Linked DNA regions of Homo sapiens: regions 1 and 3 are each linked to region 2. The links are chromatin loops, found by intact Hi-C in ENCODE. Cell type or tissue: Calu3. All regions are shown on one strand. Links, peaks and the distances in the headings refer to the core of each region. The heading gives the core; the rest is flanking DNA.

Region 1 (7,897 bases), core at 1,549-6,548, 730 kb before region 2:
ACTTTAGAAGGAATGGTACCAGCTCGTCTTTGTACCTCTGGTAGAATTCAGCTGTGAATCTCTCTGGCCCTGAGCTTTTCTTTAGTGGAAGGCTATTAATTATTGCCTCAATTTCAGAACTTGTTATTGCTCTATTCAGTGATTCAACTTCTTTCTGGTTTAGTCTTGGGAGGGTGTATGTGTCCAGGAATTTATCCATTTCTTCTAGATTTTCTAGTTTATTTGTGTAGAGGTGTTTATAGTATTTTCTGGTGGTAGTTTGTATTTCTGTGGGATCAGTGGTGATATCCCCTTTATCATTTTTTATTGTGTCTATTTGATTCTTCTCTCTTTTCTTCTTCATCATTCTGGCTAGTGGTCTATCTATTTTGTTAATCTTTTCAAAAAACCAGCTCCCAGATTCATTGATCCCTTGAAGGGTTTTTCGTGTCTCTATCTCCTTCAGTTCCGCTCTGATCTTAGTTATTTCTTGTCTTCTGCTAGCTTTTGAATTTGTTAGCTCTTGCTCTAGTTCTTTTCATTGTGATTTAAAGTGTCGATTTTAGATCTTTCCTGCTTTCTCCTGTGGGCATTTAGTGCTATAAATTTCCCTCTAAACACTGCTTTAGCTGTGTCCCAGAGATTTTGGTACATTGTGTCTTTGTTCTCACTGATTTCAAATAACTTATTTATTTCTCCCTTAATTATGTCATTTACCCAGTAGTCATTCAGGAGCAGGTCATTCAGTTTCTCTGTTGTTGTGTGGTTTTGAGTGAGTTTCTTAATCCTGAGTTCTAATTTGACTGCACTGTGGTCTGAGAGAGGGTTCCGTTATTTTGCATTTGCGAGGAGTGTTTTACTTCCAATTTTGTGGTCAATTTTAGAATAAGTGCAATGTGGTGCTGAGAAAAATGTATATTGTGTTGATTTGAGGTGGAGAGTTCTGTAGATGTCTATTAGGTCCGCTTGGTCCAGAGCTGAGTTCAACTCCTGAATACCCTTGTTAATTTTTTGTCTTGTTGATCTGCCTAATATTAACAGTGGGGTGTTAAAGTCTCCCACTATTATTATGTGGGAGTCTAAGTCTCTTTGCAGGTTTCTTAGAACTTGCTTTATAAATCTGGGTGCTTCTGTATTGGGTGCATCCATGTTTAGGATAATTAGCTCTTCTTGTTGCATTGATCCCTTTACCATTATATAATGCCCTTCTTTGTCTTTTTTGATCTTTGTTGGTTTAACGTCTGTTTTTTCAGAGACTAAGATTACAACTCCTGTTTTTTTTTCCTCTCCATTTGCTTGGTAAATATTTCTCCATCCTTTTATTTTGAGCCTATGTGTGTTTTCGCATGTGAGATGGGTCTGCTGAATACAGCACAACGATGAGTCTTGACTCTTTATTCAATTTGCCAGTCTGTGTCTTTTAATTGGGGCATTCATTCCATTTACATTTAAGGTTAATATTGCTATGTGTGAATTTGATCCTGTCATTATGATCCTAGCTGGTTATTTTGCCCACTAGTTGATGCAGTTTCTTCATAGTGTCGATGGTCTTTGCATTTTGTTATGTTTTTGCAGTGGCTGCTACTAGTTTTTCTTTTCCATATTTAGTGCTTCCTTCAGGAGCTCTTGTAAGGCAGGCCTGGTGGTGACAAAATCCCTCAGCATTTGCTTTTATGTAAAGGATTTTATTTCTCCTTCACATATGAAGCTTAGTTTGGCTGGATATGAAATTCTGGGTTGAAAATTCTTTTCTTTAAGAATATTGAATTTTGGCCTCCACTCTCTTTTGGCTTGTAGAGTTTCTGCAGAGAGATCTGCTGTTACTCTGATGGGCTTCCCTTTGTGGGTAACCTGACCTTTCTCTCTGGCTGCCCTTAACATATTTTCCTTCATTTCGAACTCGGTGAATCTGTCGGTTATGTGTCTTGGGGTTGCTCTTCTCAAGGAATATCTTTGTGGTGTTCTCTGTATTTCCTGAATTTGAATGTTGGCCTGTCTTGCTAGGTTGGAGAAGTTCTCCTGGATAATATCCTGAAGTGTGTTTTCCAACTTCATCCCATTCTCCCTGTCACCTTCAGGTACAGCAGTGAAACGTAGGTTTGGTATTTTCACATAGTCCTATATTCCTTGTAGGCTTTGTTCCTTTTCATTCTTTTGTCTCTAATCTTGTCTTCAAGCCTTATTTCATTAAGTTGGTCTTCAATCTGATATCCTTTCTTATGCTTGATTGATTCGGCTACTGATAATTATGCATGATTCACTAGGTTCTCATGCTGTGTTTTTCAGCTCCATCAGGTTATTTATGTTCTTCTCTAAACTGGTTATTCTGTTTAGCACTTCCTGTAACCTTTTAGCAAGTTTCTTAGCTTGCTTGCATTAGGTTAGAACATGCTCCTTTAGCTCAGATGAGTTTGTTATTACCCACGTTCTGAAGCCTACTTCTGTCAATTTGTCAAACTCCTTCTCTGTCCAGTTTTGTTCCCTTGCTGGTGAGGAGGTGTGATCCTTTGGAGGAGAAGAGGCATCCTGGTCGTTGGAATTTTTAGCCTTTTTGCACTGTTTTTTCCTCATCTTTGTGGATTTGTCTGCCTTTGGTCTTTGATGTTGGTGACCTTCAGATGGGGTTTTTGAGTGGTTGTCCTTTCTGTCAATGTTGATGCTATTGTTTCTGTTTGTTAGTTTTCCTTCTAACAGTCAGGCATCTCTTCTGCAGGTCTGCTGGAGTTTCCTGGAGGTCCAATCCAGACCGTGTTTGCCTGGGTATCACCAGCGGAGGCTGCAGAACAGCAAAGATTGCTGCCTGCTCCTTCCTCTGGAAGCTTTGTCCCAGAGAGGCACTCTCCAGATGCCAGCTGGAGTTCTCCTATAGGAGGTGTCTGTTGACCCCTGCTGGGAGATGTCTCCCCGTCAGGAAGCACAGGGGTCAGGGACACACTTGAGGAGGCAGTCTGTCCCTTAGCAGAGCTTGAGTGCTGTGCTGAGAGATCCTCTGCTCTCTTCAGAGCTGGCAGGCAGGAATGTTTAAGTCAGCTGAAGCTGTGCCCACAGCCACCCCTTCCCCCAGGTCCTCTGTCCCAGGCAGATGGCAGTTTTATCTATAAGCTCCTGACTGGGGCTGCTGCCTTTTTTTCAGAGATGCCCTGCCCAGAGAGGAGGAATCTAGAGAGGCTGTCTGGCTACAGTGGGTTTGCGGTGCGGTGGTTGGCTCTGCCCAGTCTGAACTTCCCAGAGGCTTTGTTTACACTGTGAGGGGAAAACCGCCTACTCAAGCCTCAGTAATGGTGGACGCCCCTCCCCCCAGGCTTGAGTGTCCCAGCTGGACTTCAGACTGCTGTGCTAGCAGCGAGAATTTCAAGCCAGTGGGTCTTAGCTTGTTGGGCTCTGTGGGGGTGGGATCCACTGAGGAAGACCACTTGGCTCCCTGGCTTCAGCCCCCTTTCCAGGGGAGTGGAGGGTTCTGTCTTTCTGGCGTTCCGGGTTCCACTGGGGTACAAAAGAAATTCCTGCAGCTAGCTCGGTGTCTGCCCAAATGGCTGCCCAGTTTTGTGCTTGAAACCCAGGGCCCTGGTGGTGTCAGCACCCAAGGGAATCTCCTGGTCTGTGGGTTATGAAGACCATGGGAAAAGTGTAGTATCTGGGCCGGATAGCTCCATCCCTCACGGCACAGTCCCTCACGGCTTCCCCTGGCTAGGGGAGGGAGTTCCCCTACCCCTTGTGCTTCCCAGGTGAGGCAACGTTCCACCCTGTTTTGGCTCACCCTCTGTGGGCTGCACCCACTGTCTAACCAGTCCCAGTGAGATGAGCTGGGTACCTCAGTTGGATATGCAGAAATCACCTGCCTTCTGCATTGGTCTTGCTGGGAGCTGCAGACTGGAGCTGTTCCTATTCAGCCATATTACCTGTGAGTCCTACTATCTTATTTTTAAAATACAGTTTTTCTTGTTTATTTTACTAGAGAACTTACTAGCAAAGCAATCCACTGCTTTACTCTTGGTAACTTTCGTTCTGGTCTAACTTGGGAAACTGTGGCCATGACACAGGAAATTTTACAAGTAACTGCATGATCTCAGATATTACATCACTATGTCATATTCTTCCTCTGAAGCACAATGGATTATGGCTTCTTTAAAACTCTAAAACAGTCTGGGGAAAATATTGGAAAATATAATAGTCCCATGCCTACACTTCTCTTTTAAAGCCCAGGCTTTAAGTATGACGAGGCATAAGTAAAATAATGAGTTTTTCCATTTTTGCCTTTCCTCCCCGTCCCCCAACCTACCTTCAAACTTTCATCATCTGTGCTTGTTCCTGACTTCCTGGCCACCTATGGTGCTCTCCTGCCAGATTGTCTTCCTCCATGTTGGCCACAAGGTGGCGCTCTCAACGCTCATCTATATATATTCCACTATCACTGAGACCCTCACTACAATGAACCCCCTGTGAATGTGATTCTGTCTCTCCCAAGCGTTCTGAGGTTGTTTAGACAGTGTTAACAGGACTAATCTGATAAGTGAATTTTCATATTGGAGAAAGACTAAGAAAATGTTCAAGGACTTACTTTCTCAGTGTTACAGTCATTGTTTTCTGACTCAAGAGTTCTTTGCTTAGAGGAAAGTGACTCCGATGTTGAATTACATTACATATATTCTTGCATACTACATGTGTTCATGAAGCTATCCCTGATTTTGATAGGGGATTTGGCGATAAATTTCAAAGTAAAGTAGGGTTTCTACTTCTCGCTTATCTTTGTCCTAAACACATTTTCTTGCTCTCCAGACATCTTGAAATTTGAATATATAAACAAAGTGTAGGTAGAAGGGGTATTATGTGATAGAAAGTGGCTGCCTTTGAAATCAAAACATGTTTGAGTCCCTACTCAGTCACTTACTATATGGGTGATCTTGGTTGATTCTTTTAAAGTCTGTTATCTTAAACTGTATTATCTCAAATGGAGGTCATAATGCTTTATCTCTTTTGTAGGTTCTTTATCTCTTTTTTGTGTCTCTTTATGTCTTTTGTAGGCTCATTGCAAATCTTAAATGATCCATTTTATACAAAAATGTGTAACGTGTATTCTTTTATTCAACAAATACTTACAGATTGCCAATATCTGCCTTTTACTCTGTGCCAAAAAAGAAAGTTATTGATCTTATAATTTTATCTTCAAATTTCACAATTTTTCTCCTGGCTTCAATTACCTGGAAATATTATTATTACCAGGAAAGAGTATGTAATATCATATGACATACTGATATGGTCCATGCATGTTATTCAATGATGAAATATCTTCATTATCTTCGTGATACACCCTTTTTTTCCTTTGTGGTTGAACTGTTCTCTCCATATGATATAATCCTCATAGAATCTACAGGAAAACAGTCTCTGATTCCCTACGTCAACATCACTTTGTGCACACTGTATTGAATTGTGAATGTCTGCTCTATACATGTGTTTCTCTTAACAGACTTAGGGCAGTGACTACTAGACATTATTCACTTTTGCATCCTCCTCACTTAGCATAGTAACGTCAAAGTAATTGTTTTCAGAAAGTTGGTTCAGGACTCATTAATGGATAATTTCAATGAGTCATTAAGTATGGCCACTAAGCTTCCAACAGACAGGCACAAATTCACTTATCCTTCAATTTTACTAATATTGCAGAAATGGATGCTTTAAATTTTACTAAAATATTCTTAAAATCTATAATTAGAGAATTCCATAGAAAACAGATTATCTGTTACATATTGATCATAAAACTCCGTAGCATGAAAGTCATATAATACATGTGATTATTGTGATTATTATTTTTGTGATGATAACTACTGGATCTAGGCCTTTATGCTAAGGAACAATATGTCGCATTATCTCAGAAATAACACATTTTTACTATTAAAAATGTATTGCCTGACATTATAAATTTCTAATATGGTAAACTACTTAAAATTATCCATCATAAATTTATTAAAGACTGAAAATGTTTGTGAATTAGGTCATTTTGCAGAGTCTTATGCCCTGGAATGGTTAATATTTATAAGTTATAATAATTTATATTTCCCCAAATATAAATTTTATTGACAAAATATGGGTCCTATTTTTCATTTGCAACTATACAACCCAAAGTGAAAAGCACAGGCATGCTGGGTGTGTTGTTGCCATGCATGTCACTAATTACAAGGCCCAGAGTGCTGAGGAATAGCAGGGGTTTTACATCCTTTGTCTGGTGAAGTCTGTCTGCATGAGATGGAGTTCAACGAGGTTTTTAGCATATTATTCTCATTAAACCATGCAGGAATTTCATTTCACAAATCCAATTAATACAAACAGATGGTTGGTGGCAAAATCTCTGCCTGTTACACCAAAATTTTTCATTTACTTTGCAGAGTGAAAATTCAGAGCTCACTGAACTTCAGGATGGAACTATCCCAGGCAGAGTGAGTCAGGCAAACTGTAGGCACTTTGGGCAAGAATGCATATTCTCTGCCAAGGCATCACTTATTTTACAGGGAAAAAACAGGTAAATTTTGAAAATATGTTTACACTTTTAACTTTCACTAGAAAATTTGAAGCACCTCGGAATTTTACAATTAATTGAAGCATTGGTGACTTTCTATTTTTAAAAAGACAAGTATTTAAAAAACTCTACGAAGCTTAGTGTAGGTCAGTACTATTCACAAATTTAAAATAAAGTGGTTTATAGAGAAAAAAGTGTTGTTATCCAGCATTCTCTTGTTGGGATTTTTAATTGCCAGTTTTTCCTCTGGGTTTTCTATACTCCTAAGCTAGACCTCATTCAGTAATGAGATACGTAGAAGAAGAAGGAACGTTACTCTTGGATATAAACGCAGAAAAAATGATTTTTAAAAACCAAAGATGCGGCCGGACGCGGTGGCTCATGCCTGTAATCCCAGCACTTTGGGAAGCCGAGGCGGGTGGATCAGGAGGTCAGGAGATCGAGACCACCCTGGCTAACATGGTGAAACCCGGTCTCTACTAAAAATACAAAAAATTAGCCGGGCGCCGTGGTGGGCGCCTATAGTCCCAGCTACTCGGGAGGCTGAGGCAGGAGAATGGCGTGAACCCGGGAGGCGGAGCTTGCAGTGAGCTGAGATCGCGCCACTGCACTCCAGCCTGGGCGAAAGAGCGAGACTCCGTCTCAAAGAACAAAAAACAAACAAACAAACAAAAAACAGAGATGCTTTAGAAACTAACAGTATATCCAAAAGCAGCCTAGGATAGACAATCATTGTTAGATTATTTTTTCAAAATTGGAGGAGTATGAATATCACTTACTGTAAGCAAAAGACAAAAGTTTTCTGAGGCTGACTTTTTCTCTCTCCTTCCTTTATAATAGGCAACTTCTGAATTAGTGACACTATAACTCTCCTCTTAAAAACATTCATAAAAAATATATTTGCTAAAAAGGAAGCAGAAATCTTGCTGAGAAACTAATTTTGAAGGAATACCAAGTGAATATTTATGAAGATACTGTGGGATATTCCTTGGGAAAAATGCTCTTAAAGCATTATATTTACTAGCTACTTACGGATCCTTAGAATAGACTGGGATGAAAAGTTAGCACATCTTTGCTAGATATCCTGAATGCTAACAATATGTCAGTGAGTGTCAGGGCTGACATTGTAATATAAGCATTGAGATCTTCAGAGTTTCTTGGTTGGTTTCAATATTCTCTTTTCAATGGTCGTAGAAACTGTCATTCTGGCATATTCTGGGTAAGCCAAAAAAAGGCCCTTCCCAACAAATCTCCCATGCTGCTCTTCCAATTCCATCACCACTTTCCCTTATCAACAATTCAATGCTGCCCCCCAAATCAGTCTTAGTCTTAAATTAAACGTTGCTCATGAAGGTGTATTATTATCTTGAATCTATTTCTGAAAACAATTTGGTAAGGAAACGGGTT
Region 2 (7,897 bases), core at 1,208-6,207:
TAATTGTACATATTTATGGGGTATGGTGTGATATTTCAATACATGTATTACACTGTATAATGTCAAATCAGAGTAATTAGCACATCCATCACTTTAAATACATATTATTTCTTTGTAGTGATATCATTCAAAATCCTCTCTTCTACCTATGTTGAAATATACCATAAACTATTGTGAGTTATAGTCATTCTATTGTGAAGTAGAACACCAGAATGTCTTCTTTCCATCCAACTGTAACTTTATGCCCATTGCCCAACCTTCCTCATTCTCCCCTCTCCTCTATACTAACCAGCCTCTGACAACCACCATTCTACTCTCTACTATGAATCAACTTTTCAGGATTCCACATATCCTTTTCAGGATCCCACCACCTGGCCCACAGTGTTTGCAATTTCCCATTATGAGCTCATGTGGTATTTGTCTTTTTGTGCCTGGCTTATTTTACTTAACATAATGTCCTCCAGGTTCATCCATGTTGCCACAAATGATAGGATTTTGTTCTGTTTTATGACTGAGGAGTGTTATATTGTGTATATATACCACATTTTCTCTATCCATGCATGTGTAGTTGGACACTTCAGCTGATTATGTCCTTGGCTATTATGAATAGTGCCACAATAAATACGGGAGTGCAGAGATCTTTTCAACACAACTGATTTCATTTCTTTCAGATATATACCCAGTAGTGGGATTGACAGATCATATGGTAGTTCTATCTTCAAATTATATGAAAAGGGGATATGATTTCTGATATTGTAGTCTGAAAACTTTCTATTACAACTTTAGATAAGATTAAAGGACCAGCAATAGCATCACAGAATGGGTGGAAATGACTTGGAAGAAAATCTACAGAGACAAGAGTGGAGCACTCTTTTTAGAGATGCCACAATATCAATGCTCTTGTGGCACAAAGAACAATATTGTACTGAAACATGGATTTGAACAACTCTGAGTTAATGCACAATTAGGAAAGTTAAATCCTGAATGTGAAGATTTTTAGGAATAGTTTCACTTTTCTTGTTTTCTGTTTTCATTTTCACTAGAACAGCATATGACAAATCTATGTCTAAATAAGCCTAAAATAATATTTTGAATAAATATATAAGTAAAATTCAAAGTAATAAGACATAATTTGTCACAATTTAATTGGAAGTGTGTTTTCTTCTTGATCACGTTTAAAATTATGATATATCTAATAATTGAAGGCATCTTACTATCACCGAAATGTGGTATTGTCTACCAAGTACCAAGCACAATGCTAGTCACTGCGGATACAAGAGTGTGAAAAAAAAATTCCTGCTTTCGTAAAGCTAGCCTGGCTTCACTAGCTGCACTACTCTACCACCTCCCCTAGACCAGAGGTAAATGAAGTAGTGATATAAGCCATTGTTTGAAAGTGTCTGGACAGGCATACTAAATAATCCTGGGAAGAATAGGAAGTATATTAACCATTTTCCCTTGACTCGACCGTGCCTGAAGGAGCTTTTAAAGAGGTAATTGAAAAGCAATTATATATTTAGCAAATATAATATGCTATGGATATTGTTAATGGTTGTACCAAGAAAATCTCTAAGTTGTATTTATTATTTCTTCCATTGGATATACTGCAGGTGATAGCACTGATTATTTTATACTGAAGTCACTTTTTGTCTTGATTTTGTACTTAAGTACCATAATGTATTCTGCAATCTTTGTCTATTCCTTCACTATCTGAACTCTGGTCTTAAAATATATAACACTTCTTTGGGCATGAGGACATATAAAATTAGCTCTAAAGTTTGTAACTAATGGATTTCCAATTAAGCTTGTCATTTACCTTTTTTTTGTTTTATAATGTTTTAAATTTTAAAATTTTCTGAAAAACCTGGAATTGCTGTTAGATTCTATGGCAAAATAAAACTCCATCAAGAAAAGATATATTTATTCTCCAGAGAATTTCATTAATTTCAACCACTAAAAGAACTACCACAATATGGCCAGTTGCGGTGGCTCAAGCCTGTAATCCCAGCACTTTGGGAGGCCGAGGCGGGCAGATCACGAGGTCAGGAGATCGAGACCATCGTGGCTAACACGGTGAAACCCCGTCTCTACTAAAAAAAAAAAAAGTACAAAAATTTAGCCGGGAGTGGTGGCGGGCGCCTGTAGTCCCAGCTACTCAGAAGGCTGAGGCAGGAGAATGGCGTGAACCCGGGAGGCGGAGCTTGCAGTGAGCCGAGATTGCGCCCCTGCACTCCAGCCCGAGTAACAGAGTGAGATTCCGTCTCAGAAAAAAAAAAAAAAAAAAAAAAAAGCTACCAAAATATAATCTTATTGTACATAATGAAACATAGCACAATTAAATTAAATGCTGACTTGATCAGGTCGGGTTATCACCTAGTATGTTCAAAAAGAAAAAGAATAAACTCCTCAGCAAGATATCCTAGACTGTCTACCAAGTGACTTCACTGAGACAGCCAAGTAAAAAGGACTCTCTGGAGAATCTCTGACAGACAGGCCTGTGCACTGAGAGGATGGGGCGGACCCATGGAAAGTTTGTGCTGTTTGCATTGGGGAGGAGCCTGGCTTCCCCTGTTCCATACTGGTAACCTAAGGTTCAATCGGTGAGATGGGGGCCTGTTAATGGGAACCTCTCTAGCTTTGCTGAGTTTTTTTTTTCCTTTTCTGCCCAATAAATTCTATTTTTCGCACCCTTCTATGTGTCCGCAAGCCTAATCTTTTCTGGTCACGTGACAAGAAAATGGTTTTTAGCTGAATTGAGGAGAAAGGAGAAAGTCCTACAACATCACCATACATATTCTTCATTATTTTCTTTTTCCTTTTTTTTTTTTTTTTTTGAGACGGAGTCTCACTCTGTTGCCCGGGCTGGAATGCAATGGTGCAATCTTGGCTCACTGCACCCTTTGCCTCCTGTGTTCAAGCAACTCTTTTGCCTCAGCCTCCTGAGGGGATTACAGACTCACGCCAGCACACCTGGCTAATTTTTATATTTTAAGTAGAAAAGGGGTTTCACCATGTTCGCCAGGCTAGTCTCGAACTGCTGGCTTCAAGTGATTCACCCTCCTTGGCCTCCCAAAGTTCTGGGATTACAGGCAAGAGCCACCACGCCCAGCCTCTTTACAACTTTTGTATATGAAGTACTGTTTGAAGGCGTTGGTGGTTGTATGCACAGCAACCAACACTGTGCCTACAGCATAAAAGGCGCTTGAGCAAATGTTTATTTAATGACTAGGAGGCCTGAGAGGTCTCCCGGTGTAGGCTTTGGAGCCAGACTGCATAGATTTAAATATTAGCTCTGTCCCTTGACCAGTGATTTTGGCTAAGTTACTTGCCTCCTAAACCATAAATTTTTCATCTGTCAAGTGGAAGTGAATGATTGTACATACCTTATAATGTCATTGTAAATTAAACTATAAAGTGCTTAGCTGCAAAGCCTAACACATAGGTGCCAGACAAATATTATCTACCATTGTTATACTTATCACTATTATTCTTACTTGAAGAACTATGTAGAAAATAATTATTGAAATCCATGCAACAACATTTAGCATACTTATTAAATGCAAACTGTGTGAAGCATTGTTCAAGATTCTGGAGTCTATATTTTAGGTAAGAAGCTAGACAATAAAGAAATAAATAATAAATGGGAAATTTTTATATACTTGTAAGTACTCTTGAAAATTAAATAGGGAAATATGAAAGAGAGCAGCTAGGGAATGAAAGAAGGGAATAAAGATTTTTCATTTTTTGTAACACTAGATGGTATGCTTAAGTAAGATCATAACTAAGAAGTGAATGATAAAAAGGAGTCAGGCTTACAAAGATTTCAGGGAAGAGGATTTCAGACAAGGGAACATAGAAAACAAAGGGTCTGATATAGGAATAAACATGCTCTGTTCAGGACCAGAACAAAAAACAACTGAAACAGTAAAGAAGTGGAAGAGCTATAAGGTCAAAGAGGGATAGTACATACTGACCCACAGAAAGCACTGTAGGACAGAGTGAGTGAGGAGTTTGAAATTTTTCCGGAGTGCAGTGGGAAATGAATCTAATTGTTTAAAGCAGTAATGTAGGTTGGAGGTAATGGCAAGCAACACCCAGCAGTGGCAGAAGAAAACAGAGGAAGCCGAAGACTTAATTAAGATGGGAATATTCCCTAAATTGATTCTCAGACTCAGGGCAATCCCTATCAAAATGACAGCTGAGGAGCTGCCTTTTTTTTTTTTTTTTTTTTTTTTTTTTTTGCAGAAATTGACAAAGTGGTCCAAAATTGATGTGAAGAAAGATAAAGGACCCAGAATAGGCAAAACAATCCTGAAAAAGAACAAAGATAGAGGGTACCTCCCAATTTTAAAACTTTTTTTTTCTTTTATTTTTTTTTGGTGGCAGGGTCTCACTCTGTCACCCAGGCTGGAGTGCAGTGGCATGCTCTCAGCTCACGGCAACCTCTGTTTCTCAGGTTCAAGTGATTCTGTTTGCCTTAGCCTCCTGAGTAGCTGGGATTACAGGCACATGCCACCAGACCTGGCTAATTTTTTATTTTTTTATTTTTTTTGGTAGAGACAGGGTTTTACCACACAGGCCAGGCTGGTCTCAAACCCCTGACCTCAAGTGATCTGCCTGCCTTGGCCTCCCAAAGTGCTAGGATTACAGGCATGAGCCACCGTGCCAACCCCAATTTTAAAACTTGCTACAAAGATACAGTAATCAAAACAATGTTGTACTGGCATAAATAAATAAATAAGTAAATAAATGAAATTGTATACAGACCAATGAAATGTTAAGAGTCAAGAAATAAACACCTACACTTATGGCAAATTCGTTTTTGACAAAATTGCCAAGACAATTTGTAGGTTTTTCAAAAAATGGTACTGAAATAACTGGATTTCCACATGTAAAAAAATGAAGCTGCTGGACCCCTGCGTCACATCACATATAAAAATTAACTATAACTGGATCATAGAGCATAGGTGAGAGCTAAAACTATAAAAGTTTTGGAAGAAAACATAGGAATAAGTCTTTGGATTAGGCAAACAAAAAATTTCTTAATCATGACAGTAAAATCATAAGTGAAAAAAAATCAGATAAATTGGCCTTCATCAAATTAAAAAAAATTGCTTTATAGGACACCATCAAGAAAATGAATGACAGTTCACAGAATGGGTGAAAATATTTGCAAATTGTATATTTGATAAGGGATTTATATATAGTCTATATAACAAACTCTTACAATTCAACAATAAAAAGACAAATGACTCAGTTTTTAAAATGGGTAAATTGGCCTGAATAGTCATTTCTCCAAGGACAGCATACAGATCCAATGAGCATGTGAAAAGGTGCTCAATATCATTAGTCATTATAGAAGTACAAATTTAAAACACAATGTGATATCACTTCATGCTCATTTGGATGTCTGTAACTTTTTAAAAATGGAAAATGAGTATTGGTGAGTATATGGAGAAAATGGAGCCCTGATACACTGCTGGTGGGATTGTAAAATTGTAGAGCTGTTTTGGAAAACAGTTTAGCATTTCCTCAAAATATTAAACAGAAAGTTGCCATAAGACCCAGTAATTCCACTCTTAGGTATATAACAAAAGAAATTGAAAGCATATGTCCACACAGAAACTTGTATACAAATGTTTATGAAAGCATGATTCATAATAACCAAAAGTTGGAAACAACCCAAATGTCCATCAATGGATGAATGGATAAATTGTGTGGTTTATACATACAATGGAATATTATTCATCCATATAAAGGAATGAAGTACTGATATATAGTACAACATACATGAACTTGAAAACGTTATGCTAAATGAAAAAAAGACACAAAAGACCACATATTGTTGATTCAATTTATATGAAATGTCCAGAATAGGAAAATCCACAGAGACAAAAAGTACATTAGTATTTGCCAAGGACTGGAAAAGTGGAGTGCGGGGAGTGATTACTAATGGGTACAGATCTTCTTTCTAAGGTGGTGAAAATATTTTATAATGATTCATAGTGATAGCTCCACAATTCTGTGACTAACTAAAAGCCACTGAATTGTAAGCTTCATTTTTTATGTTTTATCTATTTTTAAATCCCCGCGATTAGTAATGCAAATGACTTATACACTTTAAAACAACTATTTTATGGTATGTGCTTATATCTCAATAAAACTATTATTTTAAAAAACAGAAAGGGAGCATATTAGAACGATATTTTCCAGAAGATTCCTCTGGATTTGGTAGTTATTCATGATGACTTAATAGTTGTTTGGATGTAGGAGTTCAAAGGGTTTTATCCATCTATATGCTTGCAGCATCTAGAACCATATCGTGGAAAAGTAATGAACACTAAATGTGTGAAGAAATCACACATGAATAGATATTAGAAAAAATGAAGGCCACATTTAGCTATGTAGATGATGACATCATTCATTAAGCCAGAAAAAAAAATGAGGGAAAGCAAATTTGAGGTGAACATGGAGGAATGTTTATTTTTTGGCATCAATGGACGTATAGATGGATGCGTCTGTCATAAGCATTGAGAAAACTGTAATTTGTAGCAAAAAAGAACAGAGGTGAATAATATCAGACTCATCTTTATAATCTGACCATTCAAAAAAATTTAAAATTAAAAAGATTATGTACATAGTACATATATATACATATATATATATCCACAATTGTATTAATCATATTAAGATAGCAAAAGTGATCGAAGCTTAGTTTAAAGGAAAGTGGTGAGTTTAGCTTTTGATATGTTACTTTTGAGGTGGTACGAGAATAGGAGTTCTGTGAGGACAGGAAATTTCTGTGTTTTGCTTATCATTGTAACCAATAATAACAATAGCAATAGTACCCTTAGAAGTCACTAAACACATTTGTTGAATTAATAAAACCATTTTCAAGTATGCAATATGTAGTTAATATGTGATTTTTAAAATGGTAGAGTTGAGTTGGAGGCTGGGCATATAGATTTTGTATTACCAACATTAAAGATAATAACAAAAATCTTAGAGAAGAATAGATCACTTTAAAAAATGGGAAGAGCTGGAATCCCACCCAATATTTAAGAAATGGTTAAATGAAGAGAAATTATAACCCAAATTTGGTTTTCAAAATTACTTTTTATTTTTTAAATTTTTTTTTACAATTCTAAGACAGATATTAATTATATGATGCAAAGGCAGAAATAAAAAAGTGAACTAAAACTTGGAAATGTTTTAAGGTTCCTAAAATGACACTGCAGAAATGGAAATCAGATTTCCTGCTCTAACTGCTATAGGATAATTAAATCAATTTTCTAGTGAGATTATCTCGAGAAGTGGATGAGCTCCCTGCCCTAGTCCAGTGGTAACTGAATCCAAGAGATTCATCTATATTCTTATTTGCCTTTTACCACTAAAGATAATGTCTTTGATCTGGGTCTAATAAAACTAGGTGATCTATATTCAGGGATGACTGTTATTTGTTATATTACTAGTCATCAATAATAGTCCATCAGAGAGGATTGTATGAGTGCCTCATCTGTTACTTAATTGATTTTACGATCTCAGTAATATGAAATACATATTAAATCTCATGACCTTGCCCTCAAAGGTGTTAGAAAATATTAAGCACCCATTGCATTGAGACATGATTTCCAACATAGAAAATGTCATACTTCTGTAAGCTATTAGAGATGTTAACAACTGCTGCCCTCCCAGTTAATTTTTAGTGGTGATATTAATTCATGTTTGGTAGTTATGAGAGCATGAGATCAAGAACAAAGCAGAGCTTAATGAGAAGCTGATACTGTATCTGGGCAAAGTCATTTTTGGGAATATGAAGGAGGTTCCCAAATGCTGAAAGGTCCACTTCAAATGGATGTGCAGGTGGATGTTCCACTCTTAGCCCAGCAGAGAACAC
Region 3 (7,897 bases), core at 1,098-6,097, 210 kb before region 2:
AATTTTATTTGTTGTTTATAAATAGGGTTATACTAGGGTTATATGGAGTAGGGTAGGACATCATGCTCCATTACATATCTTGCCTTTGCCAATAAATCATGATTGGAAGTGATGTGCTTGATTCCTAGGCAGAAGATTTAACCACTAAAACATGATTAGTTTATAGATTATATTTCAAATCAGTAGGAAAAAGCATTCTTTTAAATAAGTGATGGTGTAAGAACAAGATAACTGTATAAGAAAAGGTAACATCAGATTCACTCCTCGCACCAACCACCAGGCTGAATTACCAACGGATCAGAGATAGGAATGTAAAAATTAAACTAATCTAAAATTGGCAAGAGCTGAGCTGGAAAGAACTGAGCTGCCAGGTGTCGAGTGGTAAATTAGGACAACAAACCAAATTCACACACCGAGATATTTTAAGCAAGAAGCTAAACAGGAAAAAAGCACCAAAAGCACTAGCTCCCCAGTGTTTTATTTTTCCCTGGCAGTGGCCCAGGGCAAAGGTCAGATGTATCAGTGCAGATGGGGGGAAACTTCACACTGCCCAGGGAGCCCAAAACAAAAGTCTCCTGCCTTTGTACACCCCTGCGAGCCAGGAGAGGGAGACAAGAAAGGTCTAGAAGTGGAAAAGTACTGAATGGTGAGTCAGAGTGGAGAGAAGTGTCTTCAAGCCCTCCTGATAAGCGGTGTTGGTGACAAAGGCCTCTGAGAAAGCATTTAGCCAAGCCTGTTCCGCCACCCACTCCCACAACAAGGAGACCTCCAAGTGGAGGCATTTGGGTTAGAAATACAGAAATCTTAAGAACCTTGGGGTGGGAAGGAGTGCCGAGTTCTTAACTGCAACTCCTTCCAGACTGCACAGAGTCTCAGACTGCGGGGCAGCTTTGCTCCATGAGGCCTGCCAGGTAAAGGCTGTGTAACTGTCTATGTTTTCACCAAAATATCACACATAAGGTTTTTGTTTTGTTTTGTTTTTTGTTTTTTTGAGACGGAATCTTGCTCTGCTCACACAGGCTGGAGTGCATTGGAGTAATCTCAGCTCACTGCAGCCTCCCCCTCCTGGGTTCAAGCAATTCTCCTGCCTCAGCCTCCTGAGTAGCTGAGATTACCAGTGTGAGCCACCGCACCTGACCTACACACAGGTTTTGCTATGGAGCCAGACTACTCACAAACAATCATGTGTGAATTATCCTATAAACCAGAAGTGAGGAATTATTTTCTAATCATAACCCCAAACCCAGAAGCAATATGAGAAAAGACAGACACATTTGGTTACACAAAAATAAGATAAAACTTTACATAGAAAAATATACCATGAGCCAAGTTAAAGGACAATGAAAAACTGAAAAAAAAAGATTTATAATGGTACAAAGTGTTACTATCTCAATGTATAAAGAACTTCCAAATGATAAAAATAAACATTAAAAGAGCCAACAATGTGATAGAAAAATGAGCTAGAAAAATGAAGAGACAGTTAAAAATGCCAATGACTCCTACCCATATGAAAATATGCTTAGTATCATTCATAATAAGAGAAATGCAAATTAATGCTACATTGATATGTTTCTCACATACAAGATTGGAAAACCAGAAGCTTAACGATATAGTGTGTTGATGAGACTATGAATAAACAGGTACTGTCATTACTCACTATTCAAACTGTAAAATAGTAAAATGCCTTGAACCAGATATTAGAAATATTCAGCAAAATTGAATATATATTTACCCTTTGAGCAAGCAATTCCACTTCTATGAACACAGGTGTAAACTGCATGGGCCTACTTACACTCAATTTTTTTCAATAAAAGTTACACCTAGTATGCCTGCCTCTTCTGCTTTCCCTTCCACCTCCTCCACCTCTTCTGCCTCTGCCACTCCTGAGACAGAAAGACCAACCCCTCCGCCTCCTCCTCCCCCTTCTCCTCTTCCTCAGTCTACTCAATGTGAAGATGATGAAGATGAAGACCTTTATGATGGTCTACTTTTATTTCATGAATTGTAAATAAATTTTCTCTTCTTTATGATTTCAATAATATTTCCTTTAGCTTACTTTAAGAATATAGTGTATAATAAAAATAATATATAAATATGTGTGAAATGACTGTTTATGTTATTTGTAAAATTTCTAGTCAACAGTAGGCTATTAGTAGTCATGTTTTTGGGGAGTCAAAAGTTATAGGTGAATTTTCAACTGCATAGGGTGTCAATGCCCCTAACCCCTGTGTGATTCAAAGGTCAAATACAGGTATATGTAGTTGATGTATATATATATATATATATATATATATATATATATATATACACACACACACACACACACACACACACACACACACACACACACCATGATACATAGTTGATGCTCCTAACACAGGAGTTAGGGTCATCAACAGCCCATACAAACATATATACATATATGACCTTTGACCCTTGAGAGAGAGATAGAGAGAGAGAGAGATACTTTATTTAGTCTTACTCATATATATATGAGTAGAACTGTATAAACTTAGGTATATGCACATTATAGGGTACTATGCAACTTTGCAATGGAATTGGAAATATCTATATATAATACTATGAAATAATATCCTAGATACCTTGTTAAATGAAATGCTAAGAGCAAGTCTGGCAGATAATCCTCAAGTATCTGTTCCATCAGGTGGCTGAAGAGAACTAGGTCACCCATGGTTATATCTCCTTCCCAGGTAAAAGCGGCATAGAAAGACCTGTCTCCCTTCCCTCAATCAGAGTATCTCTGGAGGGTCAATCCATCTTCACATCTCCCCAGAAGATCAACTGAGGCTTCTGTTGAGACTGGATTGAGTTCTTGTTCTCTTTCTGGAAAATCTTGCTTCTTTCCCTTCCGCTCCAGAGGTGTTGATCCCCCAAAACCTAAATAAACCACCTGTATACTAATCTCCATCACAGATTCTGATTCCCTAAGAATCTAACCTGGCACAGGTAGTACCAGGAGTAACTCAAGAAAGCCATACTTGGATGGGAATTTGAAGCTGCTTTGCTCCCCACCACATGGCAATCTGTAAGTGGAGTACAGATAATCCCTTTCACAACTGGGCAGCACAGTTGTTGAAACAATCGTGGAGTACTGGGGTGGCATACCAAAGGATGTGAATGCCTTAGCTGGCACAGTGTAAAGCTGCTGGAGAAATACGGAGAGAAACTGCAATTATAAGAATAGTGGAATTGAATGGTTTTTACTAAGCTCACTCTGAGTAAGATAATATATAGGCAAGTGTGATTAATTAGCAATTAAAAAACTAACTGTGAAAGCCTTAGTGCCTCCTAGTGGTATACAAGAAGGCTCTCATCTTCCAGAAGTGAACACAGGACAAAGTCAAGATTTAATTATCAGATTAGCCTAGCTGCAAAGGATGAACTCCCAATTATGGCAAATATATGCTATTTCAAGGTTCAGACCATTTTGGGGAAACAATGGGACCTTGAGGCATCATGGGTGTATCTAGGCTGATACTCCTGAAAATTCTCATAATGACAAGTATAAATGGTCACCAGTCTCAGTCTTTTCCTAAAAGGACCTGCAGTCATTTACTTTGGTAACTGCATGTTAGGAAAAGGAAAATACTCAAACATTTTAGAAAGTACTGGAACAATAGTCAAGACATGTTAAAAGATGATATGAGCAGATATTTCACAGAGTGGGATAAACAGATGGCAAACAAGCACAGGAAAAGATGCACAATATCATTAGTCATTATGGAAATACAAATTAAAATCAAAATTAAATATCACTATACATCAATCAGAATGGCTAAAATAAAAAAATAGTGACAACACCATATGCTGACAACTATGTAGAGAGACTGGGATATAAAGTTTTACAGCCAGTCTGGAAAACAGTATGGCAGTTTCTTAAAGAACTGAACATGCAACTACCATATGATTTACCAATTGAATTCTTGGGCATTTATCACAGAGAAATTAAAACTCATGTTGACACAAAAACCTTTATATGAATGCTCATTGCACCTTTATTTGTAATAGGCAAAATCTGGAAACAACCCAGATATCCTCCAAAATAATTAAGCACGCTGTGGTATAATCAGATCATAGAATACTACCCAGCAATAAAAAGAAAGACTATCAATACATGCAACAACCTGGATAAATCTCCAGAGAATTACAAGGAGTGAAAAAAGCCAATTCCAAACATATAATATCTGTTTCCATTTACACATTATTACTTAAATGTCATAATTACAGAAAAGGAAAACAAGAGTTAAGGAGGAGATGGAGGTGGAAGTAAAGTGGATGTGAGTTTAAAAGGGCAACATGAGGGATCCTTGTGGTGATGGAAACATACTTGATCTTGAGTGAATCTATGTCAATATCCTCATTTTTCTATTTTACCATAATTTTGCAATAGCTCACCAATGAGGGAAACTGTACAAAAGGTATACAGGATCTATGTCTATTATTTATTACAATTTCATGTTAATTTACAATTACCTCAAAATAGAAAGTTAATTTAAAAAAGGTTTCAGGCTGTGATGTAAGCCTCTCTGCAGATGTCATGATATTAGAGGTTATCACTGGTGGGAAAATACATGATGTGGAGTTCATGACTTTTCCCAATCAGAGAACTATAACTCAGATCATAGGGGTCCTGTAGCAAGGTCATGGGATATGAAGCATTGAATTATAGGCCTTTTGGGAACACCCCTTGGTGTACAGCTAGGACCTGGTAGAGATAGCATGCCTAATCATGGAAGACTATGTGACTGTGAAGCCAACTTTGATATATTTATACAGTGCAACAATACTCAGCAATAAATACAGAATGAACTACCTACACAAAAGAATATGAATGAATCTCAAAACTTTTTGCTGAATGAAAGAAGACTGACACAAAATAATACATACTGCAAAATTCCACTTAAGTGAATTTCTAGTACTGAAAAAATAATTTTTAGTGTTATAAATTAGATTAAGTGTTGTTTGGGGTTGAAGTAAAAACAGACTAATTCTAAGGAGGCAGAGGGAGTCTATGGGGTGGTAGGAATGTGCCGTATCCTGCCTTGGGTAGTAGTTACATGGATTTTTACATTTGTCCAGGCTCATTAAACTGGACAGGTAACGTGTGAGCATTCTTTTGCGTGCAATAAAATTGTTTAATAAAAGGACTCAAAACCAATTTGAATGAGCCCCCACTGGCAAAAGACAGGAGAATTGGGGCATTGTCTTAGTTTTTGTGTTGCTACAAAGGAAAACCTGAACATGGGTAATTCATAAGGAAAAAATATTTGGCTCATGATTCTACAGGCTGTACAAGAAACATGGTGACAGCATCTGATTATGGTGAGAAATTCAGGCTGCTTCCACTCAGGGCAGAAAGGGAGGGCCGGGCGCGGTGGCTCACGCCTGTAATCCCAGCACTTTGGGAGGCCGAGGCGGGTGGATCATGAGGTCAGGAGATCGAGACCATCCTGGCTAACAAGGTGAAACCCCGTCTCTACCAAAAATACAAAAAATTAGCCGGGCGCGGTGGCGGGCGCCTGTAGTCCCAGCTACTGGGGAGGCTGAGGCAGGAGAATGGCGTGAACCCGGGAAGCGGAGCTTGCAGTGAGCCGAGATTGCGCCACTGCAGTCCGCAGTCCGGCCTGGGCGACAGAGCGAGACTCCGTCTCCAAAAAAAAAAAAAAGAAAAAAAAAAAGAAAGGGAAGGGAGCTGGTGTGTGCAGAGATCACATGATGAGAGAGCAAGCAAGAGAAAGGAGGGAGATGTCAGGCTCTTTTTAATTACCAGCTCTCGTGGGAACCTACAAATCAAGAATGCACTCATTATCATGAGGATGACACTAAGCCGTTCATGAGGGATCCATCATTTGAGCCAAACACCTCCCCTTAGGCCCCACATCCAACACTAGGAATCAAATTTTAACATGAGGTTTGGAGGGAGGCTGAGGCTGGAGAATCACTAGAACCTGGGAGGGGGAGGTTGCAGTAAGCCGAGATCACGCCATTGCACTCCAGCCTGGGTAACAAGAGCGAAACTCCATCTCAAAAAAAAATTATATATATATGTATATGTATATATGTAAATATGTATATGTATGTATATTTATATATACATGTATATATGTGTATATATGTATATGTATGTATATTTAAAGTATGGCAATCCCCCAAGCTCTGGAGTTTAACCCCTCTGCACCTCTGGCTCATTTGCCCTATAGCTTCAGGGAAGGTACTCACAGCAGGTGAAAATTTAGGCAGTGTGCTTGCCATAAGATGCTGTCAGGTCCAATGAGTTTGATTTCTCATGGAACTGTCCGTTGCATCAATGGTTAAAATTAGAGCTTGGTTAAGCTATTATGATGCCCCAGAATCAGAAGCATCTTCTACATTATCAATGAATGTTAATATCAGTATTCCACATATAGAGTATACTTCATAAAAATGTGATTATATCTATAAATCTTGAATGAATTTCTGCATATAATCATCAGTCTCAGGAAAGAAGAAAGGAAGGAAGAGAAGAAAGAAGGAAGGAAAGAAAGAAGGAAGGAAGAAAAATTAGAAGGGAGGGAGGAGGAAAAAAGCTTTTATCAGGTATGTGAAGAAATTTGAATGTTGACTCAATATTTGATGATTTTTAGAAATTATTAATAAAGCTGGAGGCCTTACACTACCAGCCTTCGAAATATACTACACAGTTGTAGTAAGCGAAACAGTATAGTATTGGCATAAAAACAGACACATAGACCAATGTAACCGAATGGAGGACACAAATATAAACCCATGCACTTACAGCCAACTCATTTTGACAAAGGTGCCAATAACACTCATTGGGGAGAGGACAGTCTCTCTAAAAAATGGTGTTGTGAAAATTGGATATTTATATGCAGAAAAATGACACTAGACCTCCACCTCTCACCCTATACAAAAAATCAACTCAAAATTAATCAAAGATGTAAATGTAAGACCTGAAACAATAAAACTACTAGAAGAAAATGTATGGAAAATGCTTTAGCACATTGACATGGGAAAAGATTTTATGAATGACTTCTAAAGCACATGTAACAAAAGTGAAAAATAAAAACCCAACAACAAATAGGGTTATATTAAACTAAAAAGTTTCTGCACAGGAAACAATCAACAGAGTGAAAAGACAGCCTACAGAATAAGAGAACATATGTGCAAATTACTCATCTGACTTGGATCTAATATCCAGCATATATAAGGAACTCAAACATCTTATAAGCAAACAAACAAACAAACAAACAAACAAACAAAAATCAAACTAAAATATGGGCAATTATCTGAACAGAAATTTCTCAAAAAAAAAGACATACAAATGGCCAACAAATATATGAAAAAATGCCCCAAATCACTAGTCAGTAGATAAATGCAAATCAAAACTATGATGAGATATCATTGTATCTCATGGCTATTCTCAAAAAGACAAAAAAATAAATGCTGGTGAGAATACGGAGAAAAGGGAACTCTTATCCACTGTTGGTGGAAATGTAAAGTAGTATAGCCACTATGGAGAACAACAATATGGAATTTCCCCAATAGACTACAAATAGAACTACCATATGATCCAGTAGTCCCACTACTGGGAATTTATCCAAGTGAAAGGAAATCAGTATTTCAGGGAGACATCTGTACCTCTGCGTTTATTGCAGCACTCTTCACAATAGCCAAGATATGGAATCAACCTAGACGTCCAACAACAGATGAATAGATAAAGAAAATGTGGTGTATATATACACAATGCAATACTATTCATCCATAAAAGAGAATGAAATCCTGTCATTCACGCCAACATAGATGGAAATGGAAGACATTATGTTAAGTTAAATAAGCCAGGAACAAAAAGTTAAACACTGGATGTTCTCATTCATAT

Evidence for each region. Hi-C counts contacts between places; a loop is a spot of excess contacts. Peaks named below come from ENCODE experiments on the same cell type or tissue, not always from the same donor. Only the 100,000 strongest peaks of a DNase experiment are listed, where the experiment ranks them.
Region 1: a loop joins it to region 2, with 4 times the contacts of the local background. A loop is called at or near these places in 28 of 110 quality-filtered maps.
Region 3: it touches region 2 in a loop (2.4-fold over the local background); 3 of 110 quality-filtered maps call a loop at or near these places.

What each region holds. Positions count from the first base shown.
Region 1 is chr7:80,015,814-80,023,710 of GRCh38, reverse strand. No RefSeq gene overlaps it. Among named protein-coding and RNA genes, the nearest start is that of GNAI1, 120 kb to the left of the region's middle. RefSeq lists an enhancer at 3,440-3,945. In Calu3, for the core only: a CTCF peak has its summit at 4,346 (motif pointing right); a DNase peak (open chromatin) is centred at 4,360.
Region 2 is chr7:79,289,115-79,297,011 of GRCh38, reverse strand. The region is part of intron 1 of MAGI2 (membrane associated guanylate kinase, WW and PDZ domain containing 2); the gene reads left to right. Among named protein-coding and RNA genes, the nearest start is that of MAGI2-AS3, 160 kb to the left of the region's middle. In Calu3, for the core only: no CTCF peak of the experiment used is centred there; a DNase peak (open chromatin) is centred at 3,121.
Region 3 is chr7:79,497,761-79,505,657 of GRCh38, reverse strand. No RefSeq gene overlaps it. Among named protein-coding and RNA genes, the nearest start is that of MAGI2, 48 kb to the right of the region's middle. In Calu3, for the core only: a CTCF peak has its summit at 3,220; no DNase peak of the experiment used is centred there.